2 separate regions of the Homo sapiens genome follow, and region 2 is linked to region 1. A link is a contact called in ENCODE Hi-C or POLR2A ChIA-PET data. All regions are on one chromosome and are shown on one strand. Each heading gives the region's core, a stretch centred on a gene start or an enhancer-like site at or near the end of the contact. The rest is flanking DNA. Distances are from core to core; before and after follow the strand shown.

Region 1 (2,700 bases), core at 138-2,637:
TAAAATGCCTATTTCCAACCAATGGATAGGATGTGGCTCTTTTAGTAAACACTGCGTTATCATTTCCTAAATAAAACGCAGTTGTGATTTTATCACAGAAGACACATCTATTACACATAGCACAGAAATATATAAAGTGGGCATGGAAGTGGCCCTGCCTTTGTCCTTGTCCCACTGTTGAGAAGAGGGTGGGCCCCCGGTTGAATGTGACTTGCGTAGAGTCGTGTGCGTGGCTCTAGGTTGTTTTATTGGTATATAAGAGTGATTTTTCCCAAAACCCCAGGCAGAATCATTGGTAATTCAGAATTAAAATAATATGGGTGTACTGTTTAAAGAATTTGAGAGCCAAACATTTGATGTTCTCTGGTTGTTGAAAATAGCGGGGTTATCAGTGGCCATTCAGGGATTCAGCCACCTATTGTTGCTTTTCAAGACGATGCATGTTTGTCATGCCATGGACCGTGCCTCCTTTGTAGATAAGCTGATTGAGTGTCATCACGTGGGCTTGGGTCCACCTGATGCCGTGGTTCCTTCCCTCTCTCACACGCGCCTTAAACAGAGAGTAGTCAGTCAGGGAGGGTGAGTTTCAGTTGGTTTCTTTAGCTCCTGTCTATATCAGTGCCCAGTGGTGAATCTTGCCAGGAGAGGTGGTGACCTGAGAAAAGGTGAGTTGTTGGGCAATATGTGGATTTTCCCTCCTGCAGTGCTGTCCCTGCCACTATGTACACCAGGTTTCCATGCCAGCTACATGTTGTAGGATATCACTGCAGTTTTGATATTCTGCAGATTCCCTTGAGATCAGAAAGGAGAGTGGGTGTAAGCAGTGTTGTAGGTCAGCTGCAGTTAGTGGGAAAGCGGTTCCAGCTTCAATGTGGGCCAGGCTCCCGCTCCCCCGTCAGTGTGGGACGGCCTCCCGCTCCCCTGTGCTGCGAGCTCCACGGCCAGCTCTCAGTGGCTGCCACAGTGCCGCCCCTGCTGTCCCGAGCCTACCTCCCCCTTCCTTCTGATGTGTGCACTTTGGACCCCACACTCTTTAGGTCATGGGCAGGAAAGGAGAGAGAAAAGACAAAACACAAATTCTGTGCTATTTTCAGCTGTTGATTCTTAAGGCAGGTGCCAGCCTTCCTGAGTACTAAGCAGGGCTGGTGGGCACTCCCCCAACCTGTCCCTCCCTAGACCCGAAGGAGTGTCCTTCTGTCTGCTGGTGAGACCTGGTGGAGGGTGTCTCTTTTGCACAGTGCAATTCCTGTGTGATTAACACGTTTCCACGTGTGCTCATGGTGGCTCCTGGATGGGACGGCAGCTAGGGAAATGAAGTTCTTCCCTTTCTGGTTTGTGTGTTTTCTGTTTCTTGGGTTTGGAGTCCGGCACGTGACTGCTCACTGTGGTTACTTGGAGTTAGAAATCCGGAGGAGACTCAGCCGGAAAGGTCAGACGTGGAGCCCGGCTTTGCCAACCACTAGGTGGCAAGCTTGCCGCTCAAGAGCCCCACGGGAGCCTCAGGACCAAATCCCAAGTCAGGGCCACAGGGGGTCCCGTCACCTTTTCCGATTAGGCAGCGGGGTGTGAGGTGAATGTGCGTGGCCTGTGGCTTTTATGCTGTTTCGATGTTAGGTGTAATCTGTTTTTATTGTTGAGAAGATTTGACTAGTTTTATATGTAAATTTACTGATTAATAATAACATATTAAAGTACATTTTTAAAATTAAATGGGCTTAACCAAGAATTGCAACTGCACATAGAAGTGAAACCATGACTAAATCATCACATTTGAAACAGGACGTGTGACTCGTGTGTAAAATGTGAACTTGTTACTCACATGTTTCTGGCTCATAGCTCAGAAGCTAGTTCCAGTGTGGGGATTGTTCTGTCTGAATAGATAGAGTTGAGATCAGGAAATAGCTGTTTGGTGTTTCTTGGGGTTGTCTTCTTACAGTTCAGGAGACCCTTCCTAAAGCCGGTCTTTTCTCACTTCCAGTCATTCCTGTATTCCATCAACCAGACAATCTGCTTGCGGTTGGATAGCATTGAAGCCAAATTGCAAGCCCTGGAGGCTACTTGTAAATCCTTAGAAGAAAAGCTGGATCTGGTCACGAACAAGCAGCACAGCCCCATCCAGGTTCCCATGGTTGCCGGCTCCCCTCTCAGGACAACCCAGATGTGCAACAAAGTGCGATGGTAAGAACAGACCAGGGTGCCGGGGCCTTCAGGTCACTTGGGGAGAAGCGCGTCACCTCCTCGCCCAGGCCCGCAGCTTAGTGGCTCAGTTTGCTGGAGATGCGCAGTGTCTGCCTCAGCAGTCTCAGCAGTTTCTAACTAAAGCTGACTTTAGTTAGACCGAAACCGAACACATGGCATCCTGCCAGGATGACCTGAAGTCATCCTCACCTTTCCTTTCCACATAAAGCCGGCCCATACACCTTTTCTTTGGAACTAACCCACCAGATCTTAGAAGATGTACACGTGCTTCTTTCCTTTTTCCTACTCTACCTGGCTAGTCTTTAGATATGTTTTTCTTCGTATGTGGTGTTTATACATTTCACATGAATATATCAAACTTTTCATTCAAATCTGCAGTTTTTATTTTGCTTATTTTTAAAAAGTAGAGTCTAATGAGTCTAATCTTAGAAGGCTGTGTGGTAGTTTGTGAACTGTTTGAGTGGAACCTTTATGATGTCTTAAGAAGTCTCGGACCTGCTT
Region 2 (2,700 bases), core at 103-2,602, 34 kb after region 1:
TCCGGGATCAGGCAATGCTGGGCGTCTGTGTCCACGCTGTCTCCTCCCTGGGATCAGGGGCTTTGCCAGCTTGCTCACCTTTGGCCCCTGGGCACATGATGGACTCTTACCAAATGTTAGTTGAGTAAATGTGAGTGGGTGGCACGGGAGGAGTCAGGCTAGGTGGCCGTCTGTGTGGGCGATTCGAGAAAACTCTTCCTGCAAACAGCCACCCAGAACCTAGCACCAGAATGCCTGGGCCTCACCATTGGTGACTCCTTTTTCCCTCACTCCTCACGTATAGAATGCAAATACTATGAGGAAGACAAAGGCATGAAATCATTAACACTTCAGAGTTGGAAGCAGCTTCAGAGTCACACACACGTCCAACTGCCCCTCCCCAAATCACCCAGGCCGAGGCTGCCCCACCCCAGTACCCATCAGAACCCCCTGGAGGGTGAGTTCAGACCCCCGGGGGGCTGCCTCCTGGGCTTCTGATTCAGGAGGCTGGGGCAGGCCCTGAGGCTCCACATTGCTGACAAGTTGCAGGTGGTCCGCTGCCAGTCCGCTTGGAGAACTCTGCTCCCGCTCACACTGGACTGAACTGGCTGCTGCCTAGCCTACCACGGTCTCCGTCCGTCTTCTCTGGCAGGGGCTGGCTCTCCCAGGTGTCGCTGAGTGCCTGGTTGTTCCAATTCAGTTTGCTTACAGTGTCTGTGAGTAATAAATACCCAAGGCTCCCCTCCTGCTCCTCCACACCCACGTGGCATGAGCAGCTTCCCCAGCCCTGGTGCAGCCTCCTGACTTCAGGCCTGTCTCTGCCTCGGTGTGAACTGTATTGGAGAGATGTCCTCCCAGCGTGGGCTGCTGTCCTGCAGGTGAGAATCATAACGTGGTCATTCAGAACCACTCGTCTTAAAGTGCCTTCTCTAGACAAAAAATGCCTTTTCCATCGAAGGTGGGGAGGGGAGAAAAATGGCCTCCAACGCAGGGAGTGCTGTGCGGGTTGGGCAGGTGCTTGTGGGCTCTAACAAATGGATTTCCACGAGGGGCCCAGGGCAGCAGGTGCAGCTTGGCCGGGTGTAGCCTCGCTGGAGACATGCGTCTGCAGCCGGGCTCTGTGGGGCCTCGGGACAGGCACTGGGAAACCTTAGAAACTGCAGAGCCGGGCCAGCGATGGCACAGTGTCCGTGGCAGGGAAGCTCAGGAAGCTTGTGGTCCAGCCCCCTTCACAGATGAAGACGCTGCGGCCCAGACGGGCACTCATGGCACTTGCAGTCAGTGTCGAAGGCCCCTTGCTTTTCTTCAGCCCCCAGGCACCTGGGCCGGGTGTGGCTTCCTAAACCCCACTGTCAGGGCCCCTCCCGCACCGCCCCATGTCAAACCATTTCCTGCAGCAATGGGGCTGTGACGCCACTGCCAAAGAGGCCAGCGTGAGGAAGGGCTTTTGAACTAAAACCACTCCCCGCAGTGGCCAGTCTGCAATGGGCTGTTTTTCTAAAGTCTTTTTTTGTGGGTATGTCGTAGATGTATATATTCATGGGGTACATGAGATGTTTTGACACAAGCATGCAAGGTGTAACAATCACATCAGAGAGAATGGGGTCTCCATCCCCTCAAGCATTTATCCTTTCTGTTACAAACAAGCCAGTGATTTTATTTTAGTTATTTTAAGATGTACAATCAAATTATTGTTGACTATGCTCACCCCGTTGTACTATCAAATAATAGGTCTTATTCATTTCTTCTATTTTTTTGTACCCATTAACCATCCCCCCACTTCCCTTCCCAGCCTCTGGTAACCCTCCTTCCACTCTCTATGTCCATGAGTTCAATCGTTTTGATTTTTAGCTCCCACGAATAAGTGAAGACGTGTTTTTGTTTGTTTTGTTCGTTTGTTTGTTTGTTGAGACGGAGTCTCGCTCTGTCACCAGGCTGGAGTGCAGTGGTGCCATCTCAGCTCACTGCAACCTCCGACTCCCAGGTTCAAGCGATCCTCCTGCTTCAGCCTCCTGTGTAGCTGAGACTACAGGCGCCCACCACCACACCCAGCTAATTTCTGTATTTTTAGTAGAGATGGGGTTTCACCATGTTGGCCAGGCTAGTCTTGATCTACTGACCTTGTGATCCGCCTGCCTTGGCCTCCCAAAGTGCTGGGATTACAGGCTTGAGCCACCGCGCCTGGCTGAAAACCTGTTGTTTTTCTTTCCATCCCTTGATTATTTCACTTAACATAATGACCTCCAGTTCCATCCGCGTTGTTCCAATGACAGGATCTCGTTCTTTTTTGTGGCTGAATAGTACTACGTTGTGTACGTGCCACATTTTCTTTATCTGTTTGTCTATTGATAGGCACTTAGGTTGCTTCCAAATCTTGCTACTGTGAAGAGTGCCGCAGTAAACACAGGCGTGCCAGCCAGGCGCGTTGGCTGATGCCTGAATCCCAGCACTTTGGGAGGCTGAGGTGGGCGGATCCCTTGAGGTCAGGAGTTCCAGTAAACACAGGACTGCAGACATCTCTTTGATAGATGGATTCCTTTCTTTTGGGTCTATACCAAGCAGTGGGATTGCTGGATCCTATGGTAGCTCAATTTTTAGCTTTTTGAGGAACCGCCAAACTGTTCTCCATAGCGGCTGTATTAATTTACATTCCCACCAACGGGGTACGAGGGTTCCCTTTTCCCACATCCTCGCGAGCATTTGTGATTGTCTGTCTTTTGG

What was found. Hi-C counts contacts between places; a loop is a spot of excess contacts on that map. ChIA-PET counts read pairs that join two places held with the same protein, here RNA polymerase II (POLR2A). Pooled maps may share reads with other maps.
Region 2: a loop to region 1 is called in a map of CD8-positive, alpha-beta T cell, with 6 times the contacts of the local background. The contact joins two enhancer-like sites. A Hi-C loop is called at or near these places in 6 of 168 maps with a recorded cell type or tissue (CD14-positive monocyte, CD8-positive, alpha-beta T cell, K562 and 2 more) and 9 of 50 pooled maps. POLR2A ChIA-PET finds 5 or more read pairs at or near these places in 1 of 52 experiments (A673).

What each region holds. Positions count from the first base shown.
Region 1 is chr16:29,114,149-29,116,848 of GRCh38, forward strand. It overlaps the pseudogene RRN3P2. Among named protein-coding and RNA genes, the nearest start is that of LAT, 130 kb to the left of the region's middle. RefSeq lists an enhancer at 979-1,527. Within about 2 kb of position 1,388, at least 21 of the 41 ENCODE cell types and tissues checked have a DNase peak (open chromatin) inside an H3K27ac peak, as active enhancers do; they include CD14-positive monocyte, CD8-positive, alpha-beta T cell and natural killer cell, where a contact is called at or near this core.
Region 2 is chr16:29,147,784-29,150,483 of GRCh38, forward strand. No RefSeq gene overlaps it. Among named protein-coding and RNA genes, the nearest start is that of LAT, 160 kb to the left of the region's middle. Within about 2 kb of position 1,353, at least 10 of the 41 ENCODE cell types and tissues checked have a DNase peak (open chromatin) inside an H3K27ac peak, as active enhancers do; they include CD14-positive monocyte, CD8-positive, alpha-beta T cell and natural killer cell, where a contact is called at or near this core.